Linked DNA regions of Mus musculus: all the other regions are linked to region 1. Evidence: chromatin loops called from intact Hi-C (ENCODE). Cell type or tissue: heart. All regions are shown on one strand. Each heading gives the region's core, and the rest is flanking DNA. Links, peaks and the distances in the headings are about the cores only.

Region 1 (10,289 bases), core at 1,453-9,452:
GGAAAGAACGATTAATTCTTGCTCACAGTTTGGGGGTGCAGTCCATCATGGTGAGGAAGCATGGTGGCTGGAATGTGAGGTGGTCAGCTTGCGACTGCCGTCAAAAGCAGAGAAAGGTGAATACTGGTGTTGGGCTCACTTTCTTCTTTTTACTCAGTCCAGTACCGTGGCCCATAGGATTGATGGGCTCCCCATTGTGGTCGATAGGGTAGCAATGCCTTTACTCTTCATAAGTTCTTTTCTAAGGCTTATTTTTATTTTTAATCCGTGTGTGTGTGTGTGTGTGTCCATGCACATACATGTGCATACAGTTGCATGTATCCATGTGCATTCATGTGGGGAAAAATATTGCATACCTTCTAACATTCTTTGTCTTATTCCTCTGAGGCAGGGTCTCTCACCAAACCTGGAGTTTGATCTTTCAACAGATGGAATGGCCAGCAAGCTCCCAGCACCCAACCATTTGTCTCTGCCCATATCTGGTTTTTATGTCGAAGTTGGGGATTGAGATTCATTCAGGTCCTCGTGTTCTCAGCTCACTAACAGATCTTCCCTGACTGTTCCTCTGTCTCAAGTGTGAGCTCCCTTAGGCCAGGGACTTTATCTTTTGCATAGATTCTCCTGCCTTCCACATATATGCACAGCACAGTGGTGTGAAAACGGTAGTTACTGGGGCTGGAGAGATGGCTCATTGGTTGTGAGCACACGATGCTGCTCTTGCAGAAGATCTGGATTTCGTCCCCAGCACCCACGTGGTGGCAGATAACCAGATAACTCCAGTTCAAGGGGATCAGGCACTCTCTTCTGAACTCCATGGGAGCCAGGCCTGCCTGTGATGCACATGCCTGCATGCAAGCAAAGCACTTCAACACATAAAATAGAATAAATAAATCTATTAAAAATCATGAACCACTCAGCCAACAAATAACTTATGAGTCCAGTGGCAAATATGGAGTGTGGAAGTTATCTAGTATTGAACATGAGATGTGGTTTGTATCTGGAACACTCCAGTCCAGAGCCCTCCATCTCAGTCCCACTGCAGACCTTTTTTTTTTTTTTTAAGAGGAATCAGTTAACAAATGTGGACCAGCGTCACCTTTCCTTCTCTTCTGAGTGTTCCAGCTTGATCATCACCTTAGCTCTTCCTCTTCTGCGAAGCCTCTTGAACCAGCAGGGCCCCGAGTCTCTGTTTTCAGGGGTCTCTGTATACAGGGCCCTGAGCCTCTGTTTTCTGTGTTGCAGTAAGTGATTTCGTTTGCTCTCTTGCTCATTTCATTTTTTGTTGCTGAAAAAGACAGACTACCTGAGAGTGGGCAATCTGTAGCGGAAGGAGTTCGTTTGACACACTGCTGGAGAGGCTGGAGACTGGGAGCGTGAGTCTGACATCAGGCAAGAGCAGGATACGGCTCAAGAGGCAGCTGCGCTCTGCAGTAACTGTGCTTTCACGGTAACTGATCCAGTCCTTCAAGACCAAGAACTCATTCACTCCATGGAGAATGAGCCCAGTTTCCTGAGAGCAGGGTGAATCCCACCATAGAGGGCAGAGTGCTCATGAGCCCAACACATTGAAAGGGCCTCGCAATACCTTTACACTAGAAATCAAATTTAACATGGGTTTTGAGGAACACAAGGCATAGTGAAGCCACAGCAGCCACCCTTGTTTGGCAGCCACTTCCAGATATGTGTGGCTTCCTAGCTTCCTGAATCTCTCCTTAGGCTCCCAGGTATCTGGCCTCTTCCAGGACTTTTATACCTGCAATGCTATTTGGAGACTCTAGGCTAGCATGGGCATCCTGCATGCAAGATCTCTGAGCCCATGGGGATAAAGGGAACACACTTGCTTTCGTAGCTGTGGAGAGCTCTGCCCTCAGGTATTCATGCACCCCATCATTTGTAACCACATCCACACAGTGATCAACACCATTAGTGTGAACATGGTTGTTCACAGTTTACCAACTAACAGTAACATTCTTTCTTACAGTTACCTATAAAAACCTCACTCCATGCATCTTCTGTCCAGTCTCCTCCTTACTTAAGAACTTCTCTGTTCTCTCCTTCAGGCCTGAGTGACTTTATCCTGTGAGTTCCTTTGACCTTTTATGCATCTTTCAGCCTACAACAATGTAATGATTTACAAATGGTTTTATCTCTCAATTTGGGCTTGAGATCTTCCAAAGGAAAGCCTGAGATTTGAGCCTATCAAGCCCTGGATAGGAAGTATTGTGGTGGCAACATCGTAACTCCCTCCTGTTAGATAATCAAATGAGTATCTTGTGCTATGTGTACTTGGGAGTCCTCACCAGAAAACATGGACAGCAGAGTGCAGTTACACAGTCCTACAGCAGAGGGGGCTATGCAAACTTGAAGCCTGTCCTTAACATCAGATAGACAAAATATTTTCCTTTGTAGTCTATATCTACTGGTAGGTTAATGTCCAGAAAGTATATTTATTTAAGGTCACTGACTTTTAAAAAGACAGACCACCTATAGCTTGTTGGGAAGGGCTCTATGTGCCTGTAATCCCAGAACTCAACCAACTGAAACTGGAGGATTTTGAGTTCAAGGACAATGTGAGCTACCTAGGATTCTGTCTCAAGAGATGAAAGTAAAAAGTCCTTATATTGCAGGCTCTGGGTACCTGTTAGGAATAGAAAAGGAGGAAACACAATCTTGTTTTCTTGAGCTAACTCTCCTGGGAAGAAACTCTGCGCAGTGAGTACTGTGAAACCCAATGGCAGCACAGACTGAGACATATAACCTTAAGACCCTATTTATAACCCACACGTCCTTGCTCATGTAGTCGGTGGATGTTTGGTGAATGGCATGATTGATAGATGCTCATCCTAAGAGTAGAGAGCCGAGACTTCTAGCCAGGGCTCCAAGTATGCTCATTTTCCAACACAGAGTGTCCCCTGAGGAGGCTGGTGTGGATCTTATCCTCGCTTTAGCTGTACGCAATGCAGTTGGCAGGAAACAGGTGATCAGCAAATGTTTCTGAGTGAGTAACTGAGGTTATTTCATAATTTTGTGAGTTGATGCCAATAATTTCTGTCAGGACTCTGGAAAGGTAAGATGGGTCTGTGTTTGAAGGACATTTGTATAGTGATTTTGTATGTAGGAAAATGAGTCTTAAAGGACCAGGAGGGCCCATAAATGCATATATATTCACACACACACACACACACACACACACACACACACACACACTTTCCCCATAGTCTTAACAAACTAGGAACTCAGACATCTAAATTGTTCCTTTGATCTTTGATGGCTCGCTCTCTGATGTGCTCTTGTGTTAACATTTTATTTATTGTGTAGTGCTGTGTGTGTGTGTGTATGTGTGTGTACAAGTGGAAGTCCCAGGTCAACATTGGGTGTCTTTCTCAATCATTTTCATCTTACTTTGTGAGTTTGGTTTGGTTTGGTTTGGTTTTTCAAGACAGGGTTTCTCTGTGTAGCCTTGACTGTCCAGAACTCCCTCTGTAGATCATACAGTCTTTTACAAAAGTATACTAAAATATTTACAGATTAAATAATTATTACAATTTGCTTCAAAATTTGTAGGGTGTAGAGCAATAAATGTAAAATGGGTAGCCTTCAGGGAGTAATTGCTGGGGCTGATGGGTAATATCAAGGCTGATGGGTAATTGTGTGAAGCTCATGGGTGTTCCCTGAGGCTCATGGGTAATCCCTGAGGCTCATGGGTAATCCCTGAGGCTGAGTAGCAGGCCTGTGAAGTCTATCATATCTTTTTGTCAAGTTTTTTATTTATTGTATTTGAAAATTTCTGTGGAACTTTTTTCTTTTAAATTATTAAGCCTTCCTGAGTATTCTGAATGCTCTTTTCTTAAAGAATATTCTTGCCCTTTACCCACCTCACTTCAAACAGCCCAGGAACAGTAACTTAAAACCCACTAGCATTTCTTTGTACAGTAACATAGAACTCACTTCCTGAACTACTGTTAACTCTGAAAAGACTTTGAGTTTGAATACATAAAAGGATATCCTAGGGGAGAGAAATGAGTTCTAAGAGTAGAAAGAGAGAAAAAAGGAGGGGAAAAACCTGTCTTTATTAAAACTTCCCAGGTATGTGTGTGGGGGGGGGAGGTCATGTGTATACATGTATGTGCACATGTGTGCTCATAGAGAGCTTCCACAGAGGTATAGAGACAATGGCTAAATTCTTAACCGTCAGGTTATAGTCACATAGGCCCTCCGTCAACCTTATTGAAGGTGACTATCAATACTTTGAAAGAAAGGGACTTCTTTTCCAATAGTCAGCAAGCCAATGCTGAGACTACTTGGATGGAGATAGGGTGAATTTTTGCCTAAAACTGGGAATAGTCTAGATTTGCATGCTGGAAACCACGTGAGAGCAAGAGTCACCTCAAGTGCTGGAACCTTCAGCTTCTGATGAGATCTCTGGAAGAACACGAAACTGCATGTCTGGGGGTGTGGGGTAGGGCCCTTGGGGTGCAGTAAAAGGAGAAAAAAGTATGGCTTTTATTGGTTAGAGCCAGGTTACACGGTCACCAGAGCCATAAAACCTGTGAGGACACTTTGCAAACAGCCTTTTGTTTATCTAAGTGACTATACCTTTCAACTAGACAGAAGACAGATGTCTATTAATGAGTTCCTAGGCCAGGCCAGGTGCTGGCTACCACCCTTTCTGTTTGCATGGCTTTTGATACTTTTTTGCTGGGGGGGGGGGGTTGTCCCCCACCACCACTGGCTTTCCCACTCCCACCCTAATTATTAGTAGTAGATGACCCTGGAACAGAGGGCGGACAGGTGGACCTGAGTAAACCCCTACTCTTCCACAGAAAGATGTTTCGATGTCTCCAGTTGTGCTTTGAGTCTAAGCTGGAGCTAGTACTTTGTTTACATTGAACCTCGGTTAGTTTTGAAGGGAAGTATGTCTTTGTGTGGTGTCAAACAGCCTCACCTATTGCTGTGTGTCCTTGAAATACAGGCCTCAGCTATTTTTGTTCGTTCCTTTGTTTATTTAGAGAAGTTGGGTCTTGTTTTATTTTCCCTGGGTAACATCAAATTCACAGAGATCTGCCAGCCTCTGCTTCCCAAGAGCTGGGATTTAAGGCGTGTGCCACCATGCCCGGCTCAATTTTATTTTTTAAGTAAAGGTCTCTAACACTTCATTCTCTTGCCTCGGCCTCCCGGGGACTGAGATCACAGGTGTGAGTCACCACTAGTTTATTTGCTGTGTGGGTTTGTTTTGCTCAGTGTTAAAGATCAAACCCCAGGATTTGAAAAGTACCTTGGCTAAGCACCCTACATATGAGCGAGCAACGCCCCTGGCCCGTTTAGGCTATTACTCACACTCAGGCTAATACACATCAACTTTAAATGTACAGTTTCACTCGTTTGGGTGATAACACATACAAGATCCTACTTTATCTTGTGTGTTTCTGCTTTTGTTAAAGAAGCAATGTCAGGAGAGGATCACCTCACATACTCCCAGAGACTAATGAATGATCTTTCTTGCTAAGCATCGGTGTCTGCATCTTTCTCAACAGACTGACTCGCTAGATCCGTCTGGACAGTGTGCCGTTAAGTGGGGTGTGCGGGCACCCTTAAGCGATGGTCCTTATTCTTCTGAGTAGCATTCAACCATTTCTGCTAGCATACATTGACATATCAAAGCGAACCACGCGGTTGTGGATTTCGCTTAGTGCTTGAAAACCAGTGCAAGGTCCTGGGTTCAGTTCTTAGCTCCTGGGAGAGGGACAAAGGACCACCAACCTCGTCCTCCTCAATTTTGGAGAAAAAAAAAAAAAAAAAAAAGGTAAAAGATAAGCACAAAGCAAGCCACTCCATCCCGGAAAGACAGCCAGTCCCTGCAGCCCTAGGAGCTGGTGTTCCGATCACGCATGCGTAGACACGCCTATGTGCTAGAGGCGCTCCGGCAGGGGGCAGTATAGCGACCAGAGGGTGTAACGCCTGTCGTACTCTCTGGGCGTAAAGCAGCTTTGCTTTACGGCTCCCGCCTCCGCCGTAAAGCCAGCGTGCCCACGTGCGACAGCGACAACTTGCCACTGGGAACCTTGTGTTTTGTTTGTTTGTTTGTGGCGAGCTTGACGTTTCCGCTATGGGCAAACGCCGGAACCGGGGCCGCAGCCAGATGCTCAGCACCATGACCAAGAAGCAGAAGAAGCACCTCCGCGACTTCGGCGAGGAGCACCCCTTCTACGACAGGTCGGGGTGCGCGGGCCGCCGGGAGGGCTGGTTCCGGCCGAGTTGAGCCGGGTCCGGTCGGTGCAGGACGGGAACCCCGCTGCGGAGGTGCGCTCTGCACCGGGACCTGCTGAGACCGCGGGCCGTGCTGCCTGTCATCCGAGCACGCGCGGGCTCAGGCGCGAAATCGCAGCTTAGCCCAGCCAGGGCCGCGTAAGGGTCTCCAAAAACAGGACGGGAGGTCGGGAGATAAAGTTGGCCCTGAGAGGTGAACCCCGGTGTGCCGTTAAAAGCCAGTTTCTGACTTATCCTTTCTTAAGAGATGTCATTGAGCTCTCTTGTCTGTTACCCTTTTGTCTGCTGATCATCTCTGCCCTTGTGCATGCAGAATTTCATTTTTTACACTGACTGGATATTATCCTGTATTGGACATTTTTTTTTTTTTTGGTATTCATTTAAAGCAGAATCATTATGCCTTTTCGTGATTGTTACGAACTAGCAGCTAAAGTTTAATGTTATCTATTTCTATTTTAGGGTTTCCAAGAAGGAAGCCAAGCCGCAGATTTGTCAGCTGGTAATGCTTTTTTTCTTTATAGTAGTTGGAATTGGGTTGTTACCTTTAAGATTGGGTGTAAACGTAAAGTTTGGTTTGCATCCCCGTGTTTCTCTGTTTTGGGTGTGAGCTGTGATTTTAGTAATGCTACCCAATTGGTTGTAAGTGATGGAGACAGCTGTAGAAATTACCATGTGATGAGAGAGGCTATGGTTGGAAACTACCCCATGACACTGTCTTAAGTTCTGTGGAAGGGGTTCATCAGAGTGCTGGCTCCTTGTGCATGAAAGGCTTCACACAGTATAAAATGGACAAGGGGCCCGGAGACTCAGACAGTGACACTTGCTTGTAATTCTCCTCTTACATCATGCAACATGAAACCTGATGTCTGAGATGTAAGTTAAAACTCATAACCTGAAATTTTGTTTGAAAAGTCAGTTTTCTTTCCACGTGCAGCTGATGTCAATTAGAACCATAGCTTGGTTAACTGTTTTATTTAAGTTTCATGCCCGGCTTGGTTCAAGAGATGAGACTGTAATATTTGCTGAAAAGCTCATAGGGATTTTTGTTTTGTCTGTGAGTTAATGTATATTCATTATACAAAGTAGCGGGTTTCCTAAGGACTTTTCCAGTCAAAATTATCTGATCGTATTCATTTCCTTCCTTTGACTGTTTGTCTTCCATCTCTGCTCATCCCTTTCCTCTTCCCAAATTCTTGTCCTTTTGATTTCATGACTTCTAATTTCTTTTAAATCTAGTTTCCTTGTGCAAGAGAAAATATTACTTGTCTTTAGTCTGACTTATTTTTACTTCCTTATCACCCATTCTATCCATCCCCTTGCATGTGATATAATTTCCTTCTTTGTGGTTGAGGAAATTCCACTAATATGTATTTCTCACATTTTCTTTCTTATTTTTATTTTGACAACAATATATATATATATTAATTTCTCATTTTTCTTTAGCCAGAGAGTTCAGATTCTTCACATTCTGAAAGTGAATCAGAGAGTGAACAAGAGCACGTTTCAGGGTACCACAGACTGCTTGCTACATTAAAGAATGTTTCTGAGGAAGAGGAAGAGGAGGAGGAGGAGGAGGAGGAGGAGGAGGAGGAGGAAGAGGAAGAGGAAGATGACAGTGCTGTAGGTGATGCAGAAATGAATGAGGAAGCTGGCAGTGAGGATGGCAGTGTGGGAGAAGCTGCTGTCTCGGAGGCTGCTGAGGAGGCTGCTGAGACACAGGAACGTAAGTGCCTGGGGCCGGCCTGTCCTCTTCATTCTGTGTTGTGTGGGCTGAGTGAGAGCATGTGGTTCCAAGGCAGAGATTCAGCCTTGTTGGGTTGGGTTAGCTTTTGAGACTCTGATGGGAACACAGGACCCTCTCATCAGGAAAATGCTGTTGGCTTACTCTTTGGGGGACTTGTAACCTCCCGTAAGACCGCTTGGCGTATCAGGGGGACATTATGTGGTCACTGTGACAGCTCAGTTCACTGAAGAGGTTGTTCCGCTTCAGTAAGAGACCAGGTTTGATGGGAGGTAGACATAAAAATACAAACTTTCATGTTGTAGATTTGTTTATATGAAGCAGCTGGAGAGGAGATGAGGCTGCTCTCACTGGGTCCTTAAGGTGACTCTGAGAGGTACTGGGACTGAGAGCCCAGAGAGACTCTGTCTTAGGGCTCAGATGCACCGCTAAGTGATCTTCTGTGCCTGGGAATCACATCCAGGGTCTTGTGTATGTCAGACTGAGCTCGTCTTTTGAGTTACGGTCTTACTGTGTAGACCAGGCTGGCCTTCCGCTTACGATCCGACTTCTGCCCTGGAATACAGGTGTATACCTGTGAAGGAAGGCTTTCCGCCTGTCCCCAGATCTCAAATGACGACTCTGAGACTTAGTTATGAACAAGTGCCTAGACCATAAGCTTGGGCTTGTTCTCCGACAAGCTCATAACTATATGCCCCTCTAGTCTATAACATGCGAGCCACGTGGCTGGTTAGTTACTCCTCAGAGTCCGCTGGTGGAATCACCCTCACCTGAGTAGCTCCCAGAGTTCTTCTCTCTCTACAGAACTCTTACTTCCCGCCTTTTTTACTAGGCCATCATTTTTTTACTGACAAGTGATGCTTCCATACTGTACATAAGAGAATCTTTCTACACACCCCCATGCCTGGCTTTTTTTTTTTTTTTTTTAAATCAGCCTCATTAGAATATGTTTATATGCAAACAGAAGGCAGCCTGGGCTGACCAGGTGGTTCACTGGGTAAAACCTCCTGCTGTAAAAGGTGACAGCTTGAGTTAGAGTTCCGGAACCCACGTAAAGGTGGAAGGCAAGAACCAGATCCGGGTAGGAAAAACTAACTAATAACGAAGTGTACCTAATTTCTATATGCAGTTTGAGCTTTGACAAACATGTACCTTCCATGACCTACAGAGATGCCTATCCTTTTGCTGGCACTGAACTGACTCTGGTCGCTGTAGACTGGCTGTGCCCATTATAGAAATCTGGAAACATGGTTAAACACACAGCCTTTTTGAGACAGGCTCTTACTCTGTAAACCCAGCCTTGAGTTCACTGTGTGGCCCACAGTCATGACCATCCTCCTGCTCCATCCGCCTTCTACCTCCCACCTCTCAGTGCTGGGATTGCAGGTGTGTAGTGCAATGTCTGGCTTGTGTCTATTTTACCTTTGTGCTATTGTTCTTAATAGTTTGCTTTTAATTGCTGGATATATGTGGGTGACTTCTATATCTCACTATCTCAGTCCTGTTATTCTTACAGTCACTTCCTTTTTTGAGAGAGTATCACTATCCCTAACTGGTGGCCTGGCATTTGCTGTATAGGCCAGGCTGGCCTCAAACTCACTTCCCGAGTACTGGGATTTAAGGTGTGCACTACCATTCCTCATTCCTCCTAACATGGTCTCCATATTCCCTCCATTCCTCTGTGATGCTGGGCCTCATACATGCCAGCTACACACTTTCCCACTAAGTTACATCCCAGGCCTTTATTCATTTAGTCATTCTTTCTTTTCTTTCTTTTTCTTTTCTTTTTTTTTGGACAGGGTTTCTCTGTATACCCTTAGCTGTCCTGAAACTCACTCTGTAGACCAGGCTGCCCCCAAACTCAGAAATCCGCCTGCCTCTGCCTCCCAAGTGTTGGGATTAAAGGCATGTGCCACCACTGCCAGGCTTTCTTTTCTTTCCTTTCTTTCCTTTCTTCCTTTCTTCCTTTCTTCCTTTCTTCCTTTCTTCCTTCCTTTCTTTCTTTCTTTCTTTCTTTCTTTCTTTCTCTTTCTCTCTTTCTCTCTTTTCTCTCTTTTCTCTCTTTTCTCTCTTTCTCCCTTTTTTGATTCTAGCTAGGGCCTTGAGCATGATAGGCAAATAAATTTTTTTTAAAGATTTATTTTATATATATGAGTACACTGTAGCTGTCTTCAATTATACCAGAAGAGGGCATCAGTTGGTTATGAACCACCATGCTGGGAATTGAACTCGGCCTCTGGAAGAGCAGTCACAACCGCTGAGTCATCTCTTCAGCCCAGCA
Region 2 (10,289 bases), core at 1,069-9,068, 410 kb after region 1:
TTTTTTGTCTTAAGGCCACAGACCAAACCTTGACATGACATTCTGACAGATATGATTGTTTGTCAGTTGTGTTTGCTGGAGGTGGACATTGGGCTAATGGCTGTTGAGTAGTTAGTTGTGTATACAGTCTGCTAAGTCTCTTGTGGACCACATAAAGTCTTTTTTCCTGGTTTCCTGGAGTGTTATGTTTGGAGCGGAGGGTTGGACCTAGGGTCTCCAACATGCAAGGCACATGCTCAACCACCGGCCACACTGCAGCTATGCTGCCTGCAGTGGTTGCCACTGGGTAAATCCTTTGTTCTCAACTCTTATTCTTTGTAGCTTCTCTCCTGGGGGAAGCCGTCTAGTCCAGGTTCCCCAGCCAGCTCCTCTGTCAGGGGCTGGTGCCATCTTAACCACTAACTCACAGGCTGTTCCCTCTCTCGTCGCTCTTGCAGAGAAGGTGGTACAAGACAGAGAACGAGTATTACCTGCTCCAGTTTACGCTCACTGTTCGCTGCCTGTACTACACCAGCTTCAGCCTGGAGCTGTGCCGGCAGCCTCCGTCTGCACAACCTACTCCATCTGCGCAAGGTGCCTCCCATTCCTACCCGTGGCTGCTGACCTACGTCTTCTATTATCCCGTCTTCCACAACGGGCCCATCCTTAACTTCCCGGAGTTCTTCAGACAGGTAGAGTCCTTTGGGGACCGGGCTGGTGAAGGTCCCTACCTCTTAGACTGTGAGATGTGACCCCCAAATGGGGTGGCATACTGAATATGGGGTTCACAAAAGTTTGGGAACAGTAAAAGGTTTTTCAATGTACGATCAAAAGTAACTCAGAGTCTAATGGGTGATGACTGGTGTTTTCTGGCAGTGGTTGCCCATCTTGTATTATTGTGAACATAGAATAGTAAAATGGCTGCAGTGTGGCTAGGGCCATGTTATAATATGACATCTTTCAATGCCAGAGCACCTCGCTCAGATTTCAGGCTCTCCTGAATTATGAGTTGCAGGTTTGAAGAAACTGAATGGTTTGATTATGGGAAACAAAGACTTTAATATCTTCCTGCATTATTTCCCAGCATGTGAGTCCTGAGTTAGTCTTTGGATTAACTTGTGTTAGAATGTTTGACTTTAAATTTCTTATTTATGTATTTGTATGTGTGTGTGCATGTGCTTGTGTGTGTGTATGTGTGTGTGTACTTGTGTGTGCTTGTGTGTGTGCATGTGTGCGTGTTTGTGTGTGAGCTCGTGTGCGTATGCATATGTGTGCACATGTGTATGCATGTGCATGTGTGGAACTCTGAGGACTTCTGTAGGAAATCAGTATCTCCTATCACATTATAGAATCCTGACATTGAATTCAGTTTGTGAAGTTTGTGTGCAAGTGCCTTGCGTCTACCCACTGAGTCACCCCACAGGCTTGAATGTTTGATTTGAAAAGCTACCATTTGATTTGATGACTAGAATTAAAAAAAAACATTAAATAAATGTTGACTGTGATTGGGACAGAATTTTCAACAAATTCTGGAGTGGTCCTAGAGATACTCCTGTAGACACCTTGCCAGAGGAATTTTTACTCAACCCTGGGGTGTGTGTATATAAAATAGGCATACAAATCAAGCTTTTACTATGAACAAATCATAAAAGGCACTTACTTTAAAACAATTATTTGATATATGTACAATTTTACCGTTTATTCAAGATTAAAACAAATTTGCATAATAATGAGATGGATTATTTAATTTGCACAAAAGATGAAGCCAGCAGCTGAGCATTTGACAGGGCATGGGGCACATAGGCACTTTCAGAGTTGATTGACATTTTGAACTTGTAAGCATCAGCGCTGAGAAGGCTGCTTTGAGTTAGTCAGTGAGGAGCCCTACTGTAGCCTGAGACTTGGGGTGTTTGCTATGCTCACTTGTGACATGTGTGTCTCCCCACTTAGGTGTGCTGCTGACCCGAGCACACACTATTATCTGAATAACCTAAAGGTGGATGGTCTCTCCTGGGTGGGACAGAGGGGCCCTGATTCTCAGGGGACAGCGGCCGCCTGGTTCCTAAGTGGCTACAGTGAATTTCAGGAGCAGTTCCATTGCAGGGAAGGCCCAGGGACAGGAAGCTGGATTCTGATAGTTCACTTGAGCTAGTAGGAAGAGATGGCATTGCCTGCTGCTAGCAGATGGCTTGCTCCCTCCCTTCTCATTCACAGACTGCTTATGCAGTGGCCCTGACACGGCTTCAGATTGTTCTGGATTCCAAATGAGAGAGCAAATCAAGTTGAAGGATGTTCCTGGGTGATTGTGTGCTCTTACTCTGCAGGGGCCTGAAACCTTTTCTACCCAGCATTCTTGTCTAGATGTCACGGCAAGCCACGTTTGTCCTCGCACTTCTCCTTCCCACTAATGTACTGAGACATACTTGAAGAATTTAGCTTACGTGTTAGTACTTAAAACAGTGGTTCCCAAGGGTCATTGCCTCCTCCAAAGCACAGACATCTTGAAGAGACTATGCATAGGCACACATAAACATACATGTACAACAACACATGCATGTAACACATGTATAACACGCATACATATGACACATGCAGACATACACAAATGTACACACAACACAAGAATGCACATGTGGATTCATACAATGAATACTTATACTCACATATAACATACATGTATACAAACACAACACACATGCTGGCATGTGTGTGGAGCACACATGTGCATGCACACATACAACACACACACATATGTAACACATTGCCTGCACTTATATATAACTCACAACATGCATGCACACATACAGCACACATATGCATGCACTCACATATAGCCTACACATGCATGCACACACAGAACACAAATATGCATGTATGTGTCTGTGAGGACAGAGTCATAGGTGTTGCTGTTTCTGGGACAATATGAAAGATGCTCAGTGAAGAAAAAGGAAGGTTCTTAGAAAATGCTTATTTCATCTTCATAATTCCAGAGTTACTCATTTATCCAAAAGTCGGTGTTTGCATTATAGCAATAGCATCAGTCTAGAGTCGCCGGGAAAGGCCTGCCTTCCCACTTAAGAATTCCTCCATTGTCAACGGCATTCCTGACTGTGGTGGGCTGCTGTATCGTTTCTCACACCCTGGTTGGCTCCCGAGGTTCACTCTTTGATTATGAAATGATTTTAGGTCTGCATTTGAGATTATGTTTTAGATTCCTGGTGGCTTAGTGATGGCACATGACCTCAAAGTATGGCTCCTGTCTGTAGCACCATCAGGAATGGAGATGTGAATTCTCAGGCCTTGCCCCAGACCCCAGGCTGAGAACCACTCTCTTGAGTCTGTCAGAGGAATGGGATGAAGGCAGAGTTGGTACAGGATTGGTGGACTCAGACCATCCTCATCTTGCCTCTTGGAATTTCCTTGACATTGTGAACTTGGCTCTTTCTCAGTTTTCCAGCCAACAACTTTTTGAACTAAACCCCATTCTCCCCCTGGGATGGATAGTAATCCTTGGAGTCGAAGACTAAAGCCATCCAGAGGAAACAAACTCTTTCCCCAGCTGTTCATGTGCGTGGGGACCTGCCCAGTGGGACCTGCACTTTGTTGGGATGCAAAGCCATTCTTGTATTCCCCTTCTCCTCTCCAACTTCGGTCTTTAGGCTCAGACAGGAACAATAAGAGCGTGTATCAGGTCCTATGCCCTGTCCTCTGAAGCAGATGTTGAGGCCATGGTTCACTCAAACCTTTAGCAGGACTGCTGGTCTGTTGAGCATCAGTCTAGGAGGATGGGTGGGCTCACCCTGCAGGGTCAATCTTCTCAGGTCTTACTTCTTTCTTCCGGGAGGTGGTGGCGCATGCCTTTGATCCCAGCACTTGGGAGGCAGAGGCAGGCTGATTTCTGAGTTCGAGGCCAGCCTGGTCTACAAAGTGAGTTCCAGGACAGCTAGGGCTATACAGAGAAACCCTGTCTCAGACCAAAAAAAAAAAAAAAAAAAAAAAAAAAAAGGTGAAAGGCAGGTGCTGACACCTGAGACTGTCTTCTGACTTCTACCTGTGCTTTGTGTCATGTGATGCCTGCACACACAGGGACATACACACTCGCCTCACATGCACTATACATACACACAAAGAATAAAGGACATTTGAGTTTTAGATACTTTCCTGCACTCACACTCACATCACACACGTTGTACACACACAGAATAAAAAGGCACGTGATTCCTGCACTCTCACAAACCTACACATTCACCCTATATGCTTTATACACACATAGAATAAAAGGGCACACGATTCCTGCATTTGCCTCGGATGCTGGTGAGTTCTCAAGTTCTCTGTAAGCAGGAGGAGGCTACAAATTCAATCTAAGAGGAAAAGACCAGGAAGAAAGGAAGATGGAAGAGCAATAATGGAAGAACTCTGGAGTGTTGGAGTGGATGAGGATGAGGAGGCTTTACCACCAGGGGGCAGCAGCATCCCATGTGGAAATAAACCCAGCAGGGACAAGCAGGCTCCACGTGGGAATCTGAAACTCCAAGTATTAAAAAAAGAGAGAGATACATATGCAGCTAAAGACAAGAGCTCCCGGGTACTGGTTATGTATCAAAAGATGGCCTAGTCGGCCATCACTGCAAAGAGAGGCCCATTGGACTTGCAAACTTTATATGCCCCAGTACAGGGGAACGCCAGGGCCAAAAAGGGGGAGTGGGTGGGTAGGGGATTGGGGGGGTGGGTATGGGGGACCTTTGGGATAGCATTGAAAATGTAAACGAGGAAAATACCTAATTAAAAAAAAGATTGAAAAACATAAAAAAAAGAGAGAGAGAGAGAGAGGAACACCTCTGCAGAATATATGTTACTCCAATTTCTACCACATAATTTACATACAGAAACTAGGGAAGTGTGGAAAAGGTGTCCTCTATACTCTAAAGCATGTGAAATTTTCATTCATTGAACAAGCAAGTGTCAGGTGCCCAGGCTTCAGCTACTTTCCCTACAGTAGATCAGCCCCACAGCAGCTCAGCATCTGAACTTCCCAGGAGTACAGCGGGAAGCAAAGACTGGTGTGTGGAAGGCAGGCTGGGAGGAGAGCTGAGTAAAGACAGTAGTAGTGGGACTGGTGCTGGAGCTTGGTTGTTAGAGTGCTTACCTAGCATTCATGAGGCCCTGGTCCAATCCCTATATCATACCAGGCATGGTGGCTCAGGCCTCAAATCCTGTCACTTGGCGGGGGGTCGGGGAGTGGAGTGGAGACATGATGATCAGAAATTTAAGATCAAGGGCTGGAGAGATAGTTCAGTAGGTAATGTGCTTACTGTGCAAACATGGAGACTTGGGTTTGAATCCCCACAGCACACATAAAAGCTAGGTGTGCCAGTGCACCTATGTAACCCCAGTGCTTGGGGGTGGGGGTGGGGCAGGTGAATCTTGGTGCTTAATGGACCAGTGAGATAATAGCAGCTCAAGGTTCAGTGAGAGGCTCTGACTCAGTCAGTCAGTCAGTCAATCAATCAATCAGGTAAAGAGTGATAGAGGAAGACATTGGATATTGGTCTATGGTTTTCATGGGTGTATATATATACACACACACACACACACACACACACACACACACACACACACACACACACACACACACACAAGCAGGCACAGAGAGACACATGCACAATTCAAGACCAACCTTGGCTACAAAGTAAGAATTAGAATATTGCCTTGAAAAAAGAAAAAAAAAAAGATGATGTTGCCACGCTGATTTGCTGTGACAGGAGCTAAGGAGGATAGAGTATGTCTGGCTGGCATAAGGGTCTAGAGTTGAGGTTCTCAACCTGTGAGTTGCAACCCCTTTGGAGGATCAAGTGATCCTTTCATGGGGTCACATATCAGATACCCTGCATATCAGATATTTATGTTACAATTAATAACAGTAGCAAGAATACAGTTATGAAGTAATAAGTAAGTACTTCTAACATGAGGAACCATGTTAAAGAGTCACAGCATTAGGGAGGTTGCGAACCACTACACTAGAGGTCCAGTTGTCCAGACCTGGTTCATGGCTTCTGTACCAGCTGCCAGTTTGGTGTACTTCCTGGGAGAGACCAGTGCACATCACTGGCTCTGCTGTGGGTGGCTGGGTTGGGGTCATTGATGCTGGGCCTGAGTAAGAAGCATTTCATGGATAGGAGGTTAGGGACTTGTGCAATACAGAGAAGCATCATTTGGTGCCTGTGTCCCTGGGCCCCACAGACAGGAGTCCTGACCCAGGAAAGGCCTTTGCTGCTGTCAGACATCTCCATGTCTCCCAAGCAAAGGACAAGAACCTTCCGTCTCTGACAACTGCCATCTTCAGTCGTCACAGCGTCACCGAGGGAGAGAGACGACATTCCCTTTTATGCAATTTGCATGAAATGAGATTTTAAATCGTAATGCGTTTTAAAGTACACTTGGCAGACGAGCTAATGTGTGTTTTTTCAGTGGAGTCTGAGCTTGAAATCCCACCGTGGCAGTTTCCAATGATCTTAAGGTTGACAGTCCCCTCAGTTGGAAATGCCTCAAATGGAATGCTCTCTGTGCAGCATTGAGGATGGGCACTGTGTAGCAGCCTGTCCCCCCTGCTGCGAGGCAGGGGACAAATGACTTGCAATAAGAGACTGCACTACAGTGGAGTGCAAGTGGACTGTCAGGATTACCAACCTTCCAGAAAGGCAAATGCGTGTGCATGTGTGTGTGCATGTGTGTGATTGTGTGCATGTGTGTAGGAGCTAGCACTTCTTTTTTTTTAAAGATGGGTCTCTTGCCAGCAGCTTACCATGTAGCACAGGCTGACTAGCCAAATCTCTAATGCTCTCGTCTCTGTCTCCTCAGCTCTGGGATTACAAGTGTGTATTATCATGCCTAGCTTTTTATGGGGATCCTGGGGATCATGCTTGGGTCCTGTTTATTTGATTAGACTTGTACTCACTCAGCCATCTTTCCAGCCCTGAATAAAAACCTTCACATTTTCTTCTTTAGATAAGAGTGAATCGACAGAGGAGTGGGTGATGACTGGTGCGTCTGTGGCTGTAGGAGATGCTCTGTCCTTCCTGGCAGAGGTGACACAGACATATCCCTCAAAGAAGAGTAGGGAACGTTTAGTTAGGCTCCCAGGAAGTAGGTATGTTGTCACCACGGAGCCAATCAGCCACCGTGTGGATGGACTTCATGCGTTTGCTTTATAGGTATTTGTGTCATTTTGCCTGTGGCTTGGGGACACCTAGCAGAGCCTCCAAACTGGCCTTTTGCTGAGTGTCAAGCTGGGAAGGTAAATTTTCTGCCATCACCCATGTGTTGTCTCTGCTCACCAGGTTGGCCCTGCATATCAGCAAGGTCCTGGAACCCCAGATGCAGGCTGGGCCTTTGGGGACCTGGGCTGCAGCTTATGTGGACAGCACCTTTTAGAAGCTGGACAGATTCAGCTGTATGTGAGAATTGCTATGTGCCAACACACCTCTTGAGGCTGTTAGCACATTCATCTAGACAGGTTGCTTCAGTGTACCAGTATGCAACACCAAGCAAGGCCTGGCTTCATCCAGAGTGTCTTAATTAGGGTTTTACTGCTGTGAACAGATACTATGACCAAGGGAACTCTTATAAGGACAACATTTAATTGGGGCTGACTTATAGGTTCAGAGGTTCAGTCCAGGATCATCAAGGCAGGAACATGGCAGCATCCAGGCAGGCATGGTGCCAGGAGGAGCTGAGAGTTCTACATCTTCATCTGAAGGTTGCTAGCAGGATACTGGCTTCCAGGCAGCTAGGATGAGGGTATTAAAGCCCACTCCCACAGTGACACACCTACCTCAACAAGGCCAGGCCTACTACAACATTGCCACACCTCCAAATAGTGCCACTCTCTGATCAAGCATATACAAACCATCACATAGTGGTATCTTGATGTCAGTTGCCTTGGTGTGGATTCTTACTGCCCCGACTGACCTGCAGAGTGAGGTGAACCCCCCCCCCCCAGACAGTGAGGTGACTTTGACAGTGAGGTGATCCTCACAGTGAGGTGACCCCACAGTGAGGTAATCCATATAGTGAGGTGGCTCCATGTTTGTTAGGTTTTGTGTGTGTGTGTGTGTGTGAATTTGACACAAGATGATGACAAGTGGATCATCTGGGAAGAGAGAATCTCCGTTGAGAAAATACTGTAGGCAAAAGTCTGTAGGCAAGCCTGTGGGGCACTTTCTTGATTAATGATTGATATGGGGGGGCAGCACACTGAGGGCAATGCTACCCTAGGCAAGTGGCTCTTGGCAGTATGAGAAAGCAAGCTGAGTAAGCCACAGGGAGCGAGCCAGTGAACAATTCCTCCCATGGCCTCTGTTTCAGTTCATGTTCTGACTTCCCTTCATGATGAAGTGTAAGGTGGATGCTAAATAAGCCCTGTCTTCCTCAAAGTGTTCTGATCACAGTCTTTAGCACAGTAAGAGAAAGCAAGCTAAGACACCCCCTCATTGAGGTGATCCCCACTATGATGTCACACAGCCAAGCGGTCTATACAATGAGGTTAAGCCATCCAGTGAGTTGACACCTACAAGTAGGTGGCCCCACACAAAGTGACCCCCACAGTGAGGTGGAACCACCAGTGAGGGCACTTCCCCATAGCAAAGTGATCCTCACAGTGAGGTAACTCCCACATAGTGAGGTGACCCCCACAGCAAAGTGTGGGTATTGGACTTCACACTCACATCTTGCCATCACCACTGTAACTTTCGCCTTATTTTGAGGAAGCCAAGTCCCAGAGAAGTTGAGAGATTTCTCAGGATCATGTAGCTGTGTGGTTGATGATAGAGTCTGGCCTATTATGCTGAGATACTTGTCTCATAGGAGTATACCCTCCTCCTCCTCCTCCTCCTCTCCCTCCTATTCCTCCTCTTCCTCCTCCTCCTCTTCCTCCCCTTCCTCATCATTTTCTTCTTCTTCTTCTTCTTCTTCTTCTTCTTCTTCTTCTTCTTCTTCTTCTTCTTCTTCTTCTTCTTCTTCTTCTTCTTCTTCCTCTCCCTCTCCCTCTCCCCTCTCCCTCTCCCTCTCCCTCTCCCTCTCCCTCTCCCTCTCCCTCTCCCTCTCCCTCTCCCTCTCCCTCTCCCTCTCCCTCTCCCTCTCCCTCTCCCTCTCCCTCTCCCTCTCCCTCTCCCTCTCCCTCTTCTTCTTCTTGGAAAAAGGTAGACTGGCAGACTGACAGACATGCTTAATTCTCCCAGGTCACTCACTCCATCTCCAGTGTCCTCCCCTTTCTATTGTTGCCTTATCCTAGTAGCTCAGGCATGAGTCTGGCGGTTGGGTGGAAACCAGCAGGCTGATCAGGACCCAAAGAGAGGCAGTTTCAGGGGGCAGAGTGTCTGAAATCCTGGCCCAACCTGGACTGTCTCAGGTCAAGGCTTGGTAGCAGGATGCAGAAATTGGCATTGTTCTTGGCTCTCGGGTAACCCGTGTTGGCCCACCTGTTCTTGTTCCGGGGGCAGTTTCTGCAACTTTCTTACCCAGGAAAAGTGAGTGTACCTGAGGCAAACACCCTCCCATTGCCCTATCAGTAGAAACGGCAATAATAATTTACACAAACCTTAACAGAAACATCACAGAAGAGATGTTCTGCACAGCTTGGGACCAAGCACCGACTGACGCTGCCTTCTCTGTTGTCCCTTCTTTAGATGCAGCAGCCAGAGCTCAACTCTCTGCAGCACAGCCTCTGCATTGTAGCCAAGGGCCTGGGTCGTCTGCTCTGCTGGTGGTGGCTGGCTGAACTGATGGTACACCTCATGTACATGCATGCCCTCTACAGCAGCGCCCCCCTCCTGGAGAGCGTTTCCTGCTGGACCTTAGGTAATTGTGGGAACTGCTAAGGTTTTACATGTGTGAGCTGCTTGGTGTGGTTGATGAGAAAGGACTGTGTCTGAGAGTGAACTGAGAGTCCTGGATGAGTGACCCCCTACTTGGGATGGAATTGACAGAGTATGGCTGGGCCCATGTCTTCACAAGAGGCCATGTTACACTTAGTGGGAGAGAGCAGAGTTGCTAACCAGCTCCAGAGGCTGTTCTGTGAGCAGGTGCTCCAAGACCTACAGACTGCATTTTTTTGTCTGTGAGCTTCCAAGTTGGGTAGCTATAGGTTTGAATCCCATCTCTCTTAGACACGGGTGGGCAGCTTTGGTGGAGCTTACATCTGTCTGAACACCTTCATCTCAAAAATGAGACTTGCCCTTTCAGAGCTACTGTGGGGGTTCAGTGAAATGTTGTACCTTTTGGATGGGCCTCACAGTAAATCCTATAGATAGAGT
Region 3 (10,289 bases), core at 1,076-9,075, 59 kb before region 1:
ACTCTGCTACCTGTAAGCCTGCCAGGGCTCTGGCTCTATGCCGAAGTCCTCCTGAATCTCTTTCATCTCTCCCACTAGGACATCATTCAACTCTCGGAATACCTCAAAGTAAGTATCATGGTAAGCCCCCCACCCCCAAACATACACACACACACACACACACACACACACACACACACACACACACAGCTCTGCACCTATTCTTCCTCCAGATTAATCTTTCCTTTTGCATATCCCTTCTAGGAAGCCTTACATAGGGAGCTGATCCTAAAAAAGAAAATGGTGATTCTCCAGGACCTCCTGCCTGCCCTGATCCGGGCCTCTGACAGCTCCTGGAAGGTAAGGGAAAAGTCTTCTTCAGACAAAGTACGCAGGCCTATGCATGCCTGCCTCATTTCTCTCAGCATACCAGCTAACAAGGACAGGGCTGTCTCTCTGGGAAGAGGCAAAAGTGGTGATACTCAGATACAGTATCAAAGTCAAAGGGTCACATGGTAAATGCATACCTAGGGAAGACTCAGAACCAAAAGGAGACAGAGGCCTGTCTTTAAACCTGTGGAAAGAAAAGAAAGAAATGCCTACGCAGTGTTGTCAAAGTCAAGGCTTTCACGAGGGATTCTGTGCTTGTTAGTTACTTTTGTTGTTGATCAACAACAACAAAATCATCAAAATACCCTACAAAAGCACCTTCCAAGAAAGGGCCAGTTTTGGTTTATGGTTTTAGAGTATGATCAATCATGGTGGGGAGGAGGGTCATGGCAGCAGGAGACTGTGAGGCAACTGGTCATGCTGCATCCATAGATAAGAAGCTAAGACAGAAATGCTGGTGTTCATCTGGCTGTCCTTACTCTTTTTTCCACTGGGAAGCCCAGCCCATGAAATGGGACAGTCCCTTTGCAGGTGGGTCTAACCACCTCTGCAATCTAGAAACTCCCATACAAACACATCCACGTGTTTGTCTTCAGTGTTATTCTAAACGTCATGAAGCAGACAATCAAACTTAACCATCACAGATCCATACAAGCCAGTCAATGACAATACTCTGCCTGTAGATGGGTGGCAGAATAGAGAGGACTTAATGGGTGATCTAGTTTGATTTTCTGTTTGCTGTAACAGGCCAAGGCCTTGCCCACAGTCACATAGTCGCTTAGCTAAGTTCAGATCTCTAATGATGGTCTGTTCGTTCTCTAGATAGCCAAACACCATGTTCCTGCTTACAAGTACTGGGAATTTGTTCTTTAGGAAAAAACATGTTGTTTGTTTGTTTGTTTGTTTGTTTGTTTTGTTGGTTGGTTGGTTGGTTGGTTGGTTGTTTAAAACATGGTCTTACTATATATAACTCCGGATGGCCATGAACTTGCTCTGTAGACCAGGCTGGACTTGAACTCACAGAGATGCACCTGCTTCTGTACTCCAAGTGCTGCGATTAAAGTCATGCACTGCCATACTCTAGGCTCAGGGTCCTGCTTTTTAGAGAGTTCATAGTTTTGAAAACAAAACACGTACCAAAATAATACAATGAAAAGAAATGCTTCCAGTGTAGGGCAGACTACAGGAGGGAACAGACAACTCCAGAGAAGAAGCTGGAGGCACCCAGACAGCAGGCATTTACCAAGCAAATGAGGACACTAGGATTGGGTTACAAACAGGACACCTAAGAGCCAGAGCATGGCTTGGTTTCGAACAATGGCTCTCTAATTCTTTATATCAGGATGCTTTAAAAAAAAAAAAGTTTATTTATTTTACTTATATGAGTGCACTATAGCTGTCTTCAGACACACCAGAAGAGGGCATCAGATCCATTACAGATGCTTGTGAGCCACCATGTGGTTGCTGGGAATTAAATTCTCTCTGGACCTCTGAAAGAGCAGTCAGTGCTCTTAACCACTGAGCCATCTCTCCAGCCCCTACATCAGGATTCTTTTTTTTTTCTTTTAGATTTATTTATTTTATATATGTGAGTACATTGTTGCAGTCTTCAGACACACCAGGAGAGGTCATTGGATCCCACTATAGATGGTTATGGGCCACCATGTGGTTGCTGGGAATTGAACTCGGGACCTCTGGAAAAGCAGTCAGTGCTTTTAACCACTGAGCCATCTCTCCAGTCCAGGGTTCTTTATACTAAGTTTAATTAAAAATTCCAAAGAACTTTGGATGTGTACCATATCAGAACTCACCTTGTTAAAAGTTAAAACAGAAATTTAGAAACATTAATTTTGAAATGACACTAGTCAAGCATCATTCGTTAATTTATGTATTTTAATGAAGAATTTTGTTTTCAAAAGGATAAAAAGAGAGAAGCGGCATATACAATATACATTTACAATATCTAGCTGAAAAAATAGACAGCTAAACTCTATTTGCTTCTGAATTCAGCCTCTTGTGATTCACTCTTTTAGTTAAAGTGTTTGAAAGAATTCAGTGTCATGGAGACACATGCTGGAAAGGGAGAGGCCTTGCAGATCCCTTGAAAGAGTCTCTAGGAGCTCATGTGTCCAACAGATGATAAGCAGGTTGGTGCCACCAAAGCCTAAGGCAGCAGGAGTGTTGAGGCAGAATGCCAGTCTCCCATGCGCCCAATGCACCTCATTGGTAGGAAGGTTTATGCTTAAAGAAGTGAAACAGGAAGTTACGAAACACTCCAGGAAGTTTGCAGTGACACAGAAGACCACCACTCCCACTTTTCAAGCTAGTCACTGGACCTGGATTCAGGAGTCCCTTTGGTCAGGCCCCTGCTTGCCAAGTCATTTCCACTAGCAGGGAAGGAGCCTGAGCCGGGCAGCTGGGCATGTGAGGTGGTTTCCGGCACAGAGCTAAATTGAGCTCATCTCACGCACCCCTTCAGCAGATACTGAGTGACTTTCAACTCTATGCCAGGACTTCAGGAACAAAACGAAATGGAGCCCTTGCTTTGAAAGACTCACAGTCCAGCAAGGAAGAGTCGCAGCAGATAATGCCAGTGAGACAAGGCTGCAAACGTATGTGCAGCCTGACACAGAAAAAGAGAGTGGCTCTGCCTGAGGTAGAATAAGGCAGGCTGTTTGCAGAGACCTTCTCAGCTGGGCCTTACAGGATGAGCCGGAGCTTACCAGTTCAGAAGCAGCTTGATGCGGAGGAAAAGCAGAAAAGCACTTAGGGAATTAGACTGTTTCCGGGCCAAGGTGTGCAGAGCACTGGGTATAGCCCAAAGCCATGGACAGGAAGGGATCCTGTCTGAACAGCACCACACAAAGACCTCTCTCACAGTTTCAGAACAGGAGACTTGAACCTTTCCGGTTAAGGTTTGTTTCAGATTTAATGAAAAGACACACAAACACGCATAAATACATATTTGTATGTGTGTGTGCATGAGTGTCACAGCGGACATTTTGTTTTGGAACGGCCAAACCATGAAACTGCATACCTCACCCAGGTTGAGAAACCTGCCTGTTTGGAGCAGCTTGTTCACTAGAGAACCGAACAGAAAGGAATGATCTGATCTGTGTTCATAGCTTCTCTAATCAAAGGCCCAGCTGAGTGAGGGGTGGGGCCCTGGAGAAGTCTAGAAAGCCCAGGCCAACTGTGCTTAGTGGGAATGAGGCAGATACTGTAAGAGCTATTCATGTAGATATCAGGAATCTGAGACTGGAGGATTCCAAACTCCAGGCCAGCCTGGGCTATATGTTAAGCCCCTGCCTTCCTTTTTAAGCTATTTCTATCATAAAGTTGGAGGAGGGTGTTATTTTATCCCAGGCTCTTCCCCAGGCTCCAGCTTGGTTCCTCGCTCCCATCTTCCCACCTTTCCCAGGTCTCACACATCACACACACACACACACACACACACTTCTCTTGTTTCTCCCACCCCAAGCTTCTAGCTTCCTGTATTTAAGAAGTCATCCATAACTGTTCACTTGAGAACCCTTACTTCTCCCAAAACAAAACACTTCCAATTCCACCCCTCCTGAGACAACTGCAGTAAGCCATTGGACCGTGGCCTCATTTGATGGTGTTAGGAAAGTAGCTGAATGAATGAGGTCAGACCTGGGACTCAGGCTTAAGCCCAGTGTCTACTTTGTCCTTTCCATTCGGGTCCACATATGAATCTGCAGCTTCTCATGCAAGGATGTTCATGGTAAGATCTACAGGAGAACCCCAGGGTTGGTGCCCCTGAAGACATCCCTAGGAACTGCTGAGAACCCAGAGCTGGGGTCTGGCCACTGGAACAAAAGTAGCTCTGCCTGCAGAGGAAGCAGGAGTGGAGCACTGGGGCTTTAAGTTCTGCAAAGCATAACTGAGATCCTGAGATGACAACACAGAGGGAACAGGCTTCACCCAGTATGCAAGCTGTTAGGGGAGAGATGAGCAGCCATGGGAAGGGGCTTCTGTGGTGAAGGTGTGGCGTTTCTGGAAACAGAGCTGAGGCAGGAGGATCAAACAGTAGCAGGATCTAAAGCCTTGGATCAACACTCTGTGTGTGTGTGTGTGTGTGTGTGTGTGTGTGTGTGGCCTCCTCACTGCCTTCCTCTCCTTTCCAAGATGCTCCAGGCTCCTGGGGTAAGGTCTGTAGCCTTAGAGCTTCTCAGATACTCTAACACAGTCGTCAGCATGGGTAGAGTCAGGGTGCGGGGGCAGGAAATCCTGTGCTCCACTTGCAGCAACGTGAACATGGCTGGGACTTTCCTGCTTGCCTTATGGAGTCTGGGAAGCAGAGCTCTATGTACAAGAGATTTTGTTCATGCCCTAGACTTGGGTGGCAGCCCCTATTCCTACTTGAAAGGGGATACTGTAAATTGTCTTGCATTGCAACATAAATGGAAAAATAATCTGGGGGTTGGCTGAGATACATAAACCCTTGGGAGAGGAAAACACTGAATTGAGCATGATACTACAGAATAGGAAGGTGCCCAGAGGACATTCCAAGGACTCTGTCTGGGGCTTGTGTCCCTTCCACGCTATAAGGAGATGATCCTGGTCTTTAAACTTGGTGGGTTTGGCTGGCTTCTGCACTGTAGATTTTGGGCAAAGAAAAGTGCATGCAGTTAGTGGGAAGACCAACGCAGAGCAGGGCGGGGTGGGGCCAGCTTAGTGTGTTGCCGCCAGACTGACAGTGAACAGGCCCCTCTGGGGAATGCAGCTGTTCTACCTCTTACCCCTGCGCCCGAACAGTGGAAGCCTTTGTCCTTCTCTCTCATTGGTCCCAAGCCCTGTGGTTATTGTAAATGCCAAATCCCTTTCTCTCTGCTCTTTCCCACATGCGGCTGAGAAAAACATTAATAGTAGGAGGCACTTTAGAAAATTGTTTTTGGCAAAGATTTTTGCTTTTGCAAGGCCCAGCTGAATAACACAGGAAGCAGAAAGGGTGGGGGCTCCCCCTGGTCCCTACAGTTAGAAGAATTAAACAAATAAGATCAAACGGGAGCTGTGCGATGCCACTCCCTGTCTTCCCCAGGCACCCGACTCCCAGAAAGGGAGGCCCACCTCATCCCAGACACCCTCTTCCACCCTAGTCTTTTTAGCCATGAGGGCTGGAAGTCAGTTTGACACCAGGAGCCACAACATCCAGGCCTGGAGAAAGGACTCCAAGAGTCCCACAGAACTTGGGTAGACAAGTCAGAGAAGGAATATGAAAACCACTACAGACTAACTGCTCACAGCTCTATCTCTAAAAAACATACTCTCATTACTGACACCCCCACTACTCCAGACAGATGTCCCCTGGGTAAAATTCAAGGCTGGCAAGGGGGGTGTACACAGGTACAAAGATCAGCAAAGTAGGTGAAACGCTCCAATGTATGCAGGTACAAGGATCTTATAGCTGAAATGCTACAAGACTAGAAGCCAGAACTGCACCTCTGCTCATCTTTCTCTGCTTGGTCCTAGATCAAGGGATACCTACCTTAAAGTGCCACGAGGCACCTCAGGACCTGGGGCTCACGGGACGGGGCAGGGACAGACTATTAGGTTGACCCAGCTTCTGAATCGCTCTGTGACTTTCCAAGAGGCCCTCTTACCCCTCCCCGTGTCCACACCTACTCTGTTTCGTATCTGTAGGTCCATTTCTCACTTTTCAAGGAATTTCTCAGGAGTCCTGCCAGATAGGGAGGAACACACACACCAGTAGTCATTCCTCTACAGCCACAGGTTCCAAAGCCTCAGATTCAACCAACATTGGATCGAGTATAACTGAAAGGGGGTGGGGGGGGAAATCCTGTTTTTCTTGTCTTTCTTGTAATTAGTGCCAAGTCCATACGTTATAGCTGACATTTCCATGGTATTTCCAGTGTACTGTGTGTGAGAGTCAGGGACGACTTTAAGCATACAGGAAGATATACATACGCCTTAGATAAAAGTACACATTTACATACAAGAGAGTTGAACATTCTGAGGGGCTCTAGGAACTCTCAGTGGATATGAAGGGTGTGAAATGCAAGGACTGCCATGACAGAAACCTTTGCCCCACTGTCCTGGGCCCTGAAATCAAGGTATCACCAGTACCAGTCTCCCCTCCTGCTGAATGGGCTGCCAACACCCATCTTGTCTTCTGTGGTCTTCCCTCAGTTTAACCTTGTGTTCTGGTCTTGTTTTAGAAAAACACTACCAGACTAGACTAAATTCATTTGACTGCATTTAACTTCATTGAAGGTACAGCCTCTGTCTTAGGGTTTTACTGCTGTGAACAGTCACCATGACCAAGGAAACTCTTATAAGGACAATATTTAATTGGAGCTGGCTTACAGGTTCAGAGGTTCAGTCCATTATCATCAAGGTGGGAACATAGCAGCATGCAGGCAGACATGGTGCAGGAGGCTCTGAGAATTCTACATATTCAACTAAAGGCTTCTAGCAGAATACTGGCTTCGAGACAACTAGGATGAGGGTCTTAAGCCCATGACCACAGTGACAAACTTACTCCAACAAGTTCGCACTTCCTAATAGTGCCACTCCCTGGGCCAAGCATATTTAAACCATCACAACCTCCAAATATGCTCCCGTTCTACATAGAATACTGTAGCTCACTGCAGCATACAAACTGAAGGGTGAACAAACACACTTCAACCCCTAACAAGGAGCTGGAACAAATCAGATCCTCCCCAGGAGCAAAGACCTCATTTAGCTTCATACCTGTGCTCTACAGACAAAGGTCCAGGTCCAGGATGAGAGAAGGCAAGGAAAGCTGGGGGTAGGGGGCAGTTTAGAAACCTCCCTCTCTATGGCCTTCTTTGCTGTCTGGGCCATTTGTTAGAGAAATTCAAGATACAAAGAGAATTTGGGGCCAATCAGGATCACCCTAGGCCTACAGAGAGAAAACCAACTTCCCCTCAGAGTGCCTTAGCCATCTCTGCACCTAGAGGGGTTCAACCCACAGCACCAAGCTTTGGCTGTGGGACAGGGCTGGAGAGATGTAACAAGCCTCTTTGTGGTTGGTTGGTTGGTTGTTTTTTCCTTAGCTTACTAACTAATCCTGTTTATTTTAGGGACAGCTTAATGAAGACAAGCTGAAGGGCAAACTAAGATCCCTAGAAAACCAGCTCTACACCTGCCTGCAGGTAAGCATCCTGGAGAACACTAATTTCCAGCACATTAATGTCAATAAAGTTGAAATGTTTGGATCTTAGCTCTGCCTTCTAGAAATGCTACCAAATGGAGATTAGCACACTAACTCTTACCTCACTGTGCTTGTCTATGTCATGCTGTCCCTAATTGGCCGTGTAACCACCTCCAACTGCCCTTCTTTGTCCTACCATGCATGCTTTTGTACCCTGGGAAGGGATTCCAACACTAAACATGTTGCTGGCTCCTAAGGAAATATAGGGAGAAGCCGTTGGTAAAGGTTCACACCACACAGTCAGTCTCCACAGAACCCAATCTGAGGACAGGTGAAGAGGGTCTAACAGAAAATCACAAAAATAGTTTTCATCTCAGGAAGAAGGGGTTTTGTTTGTTTGTTTGTGTTTGTTTTCTTTAGCAGGAACCCTGAGAAAGCAAAAACTCAAGAGTCTAAAGAAAGTGATGTAAGTGTTCAACTCCAGTAATCTCTTGATTTGGCCTATCCCCATGTTACAATAAAAGAAAATCAGTCCCCCTGACAGGTGGAGAGATGGGAGAACAGGGGCCAGCAAGAAGGCTTAGTAGGTGCTTACCACCAAGCCTAAAGGCCTGAGTTCAGTCTCTGGGATCCATATAGTAGGAGGAAAGATCTGCATCTCCCTCACAAGTTGTCCTCTGACCTCTACACACACTCTGTGTATGTGGCAAGTACACACACACACACACACACACACACACACACACACACGTGCGTGTAAGAAATATTGAAGGAAACATAAGTAGGAAGGGAATGGTTGGGCTTCTCTCATGTGGCACCAGAGGGATCAGTAATTTCCTATGCAGCTGAGAATAGTTTATAGTGTCTATAGCAGCAGTTCTTAACCTGTGGGTCATGACCCCTCTGGCAAACTTCTATCTCCAAAACTATTTACATTACAATTATCATAGCTGTACCAAAATTACAGTTATGAAGTAACAGTGAAAGACATTTTATGGTTGGGCTCACCACAACATAAGGAGCTGTATTAAAGTGTTGCGGCATGAGGAAGCTGAAAACCACTCACTGGTCTATAGGTTTCCAGGTCTACATGTTTGCTTGTTTTCAATGTGAGCTGCTTTGTTAGGCTCTTAGTTAAAATATGCCCATCAGACTTTTAAGTGACAAGCATGTAAGCCAGAATGCAAATCTTTAATTTGTTTGTTGTTGAGAAAGGTGTAGTTATTAGGCTGACCTTGAACTTGTGACCCTCCCACCAGCTTCCTTAGTGCTAGAGTCACAGATAGAAGCAGCTATGCCAACGTAGTCTATTAATTTTTCTATTGGAAATGAAGCTAACCTGTGATTACTACAATTAAATCTAGTAACTAGGACATCACCATGTTTGGCTTCAACCAGTTTCTCTTGAGTTTGACTTTTAATGAAAATTCCAAAAAGCAGAGTACCCTTACAGATACAAAAATAAAATTCCAGACAATCCCAAGGTGAGACAAAATGATTGCTAATGATCCTCTCCTTAACCTTCGTTGTCTGGACTTACCCAGATGGGTCTAGAACTGACCATAAAAGCTGCCTGCCTTCCCCAAAACCACAAGGCAAAAAGAGGAGGTAACAAGGGCCGTCAATACTTTACTGGATCTGCAAATCTATTTTATCTGATTTGGGGGAATTTTCCTTGGTCCTTAAGCAGGGGAAACATCTAATGCAAATGCACTCTTTTAGAACACCAAGTCCTCAGATCCCCTGAACTTTTTCTTTAAAACAGCAGTGTGTCCCCTGTTTGGAAATTGTTTCCAGTGGAGTGAGGAAGATTCATCCACAGAACAGAGCACTAGATGAAGGGGGTGATTATTGGAAATTCCAAAATCATGGGCCCCATTCTCATAAATGCAAATATGCCAATGCTAAGCAAAAAAAGCCACGAGAGCTGGGGCTAGAGGAATTAGTGAGATTCCGCAGAACTGATGTGTTCTCTACATCTGGAGCACAGAAGAAGAGAGGGAGGCTGTGGTAGAAGGGCTCTACCAATGGCAGGCACTTCTCAGACAGCCTGGGAGACTCCCCTGCTCAGCTGTTCCCTGGGTATGAGACCTACAGTATGCTCATGTGTAGATCCCTGGAGTGGGAAGTTCAACAAGTATTTGTTGGCTTGTTCTGATTTACAGAAACACTCCCCCTGGGGAATGAAAAAGGTGCTGCTGGAGATGGAAGACCAGAGAAGCAGCTATGAGCAGAAGGCTAAGGCGTCACTGCAGAAAGTGCTGGAGGAGAAAATGTGTGCAGAGCAGCAGCTACAGAGGGCACAGGTGGAGATGCTGTGCAGTTCCAGGGGCTGGGGCCCTGGGAGCAGTCCCCCAGAGCAAGAGGGCTAACCACCACTTGCAGGGAGCCTGCTCCTCAAATTCATCCCGCATATTAAACTTCAGGAGTTCAATGTGTTCCCTTTCTCTAAGCTTCTGCTCCTTGGGAACCTTCTCTCCTCTGGTCTCTCCCAGCTGTCCCTGGCTTTGGCAGAGCAGAAGTGTCAGGAGTGGAAGAGTCAGTACGAGGCTCTGAAGGAGGACTGGAGGACCCTAGGGGACCAGCACAGAGAGCTGGAGAGCCAACTGCATGTGCTTCAGTCCAAACTACAGGTACCAGGCCCGGCAGTGGGAGAGGAAGGGAGGCAGAAGGGGGGAGAGGGGTCTGCTGAGAAAGGAGTCTCCTAGGTTGGGCCTCAAAGGTTGGATACACGTAACAAGCAGCTTTCAAGTCTTCATCC

Evidence for each region. A loop is a pair of places that touch in the nucleus more often than their neighbours do. Peaks named below come from ENCODE experiments on the same cell type or tissue, not always from the same donor. Only the 100,000 strongest peaks of a DNase experiment are listed, where the experiment ranks them.
Region 2: a loop joins it to region 1, with 2.3 times the contacts of the local background. A loop is called at or near these places in 7 of 42 quality-filtered maps.
Region 3: it touches region 1 in a loop (2.8-fold over the local background); 5 of 42 quality-filtered maps call a loop at or near these places.

Annotation. Positions count from the first base shown.
Region 1 is chr1:193,125,968-193,136,256 of GRCm38, reverse strand. It overlaps Utp25 (UTP25 small subunit processome component), which reads left to right and starts at 6,006. Exons shown (of 12, transcript NM_145415.2): 1 at 6,006-6,213; 2 at 6,727-6,766; 3 at 7,711-7,990. The coding sequence starts at 6,107. In heart, for the core only: CTCF peaks have their summits at 2,334 and 5,927 (motif pointing right); a DNase peak (open chromatin) is centred at 5,926; H3K4me3 peaks cover 1,942 bases; H3K27ac peaks cover 1,250 bases.
Region 2 is chr1:192,716,502-192,726,790 of GRCm38, reverse strand. It overlaps Hhat (hedgehog acyltransferase), which reads left to right. Exons shown (of 12, transcript NM_144881.4): 6 at 438-671; 7 at 9,663-9,834. Among named protein-coding and RNA genes, the nearest start is that of Gm22265, 24 kb to the left of the region's middle. In heart, for the core only: a CTCF peak has its summit at 4,436 (motif pointing right); no DNase peak of the experiment used is centred there.
Region 3 is chr1:193,184,339-193,194,627 of GRCm38, reverse strand. Traf3ip3 (TRAF3 interacting protein 3) reads left to right here. Exons shown (of 16, transcript NM_153137.4): 7 at 79-108; 8 at 244-339; 9 at 7,458-7,529; 10 at 9,694-9,834; 11 at 10,024-10,161. Among named protein-coding and RNA genes, the nearest start is that of Traf3ip3, 12 kb to the left of the region's middle. In heart, for the core only: no CTCF peak of the experiment used is centred there; DNase peaks (open chromatin) are centred at 2,767, 4,627 and 5,217; H3K27ac peaks cover 3,702 bases.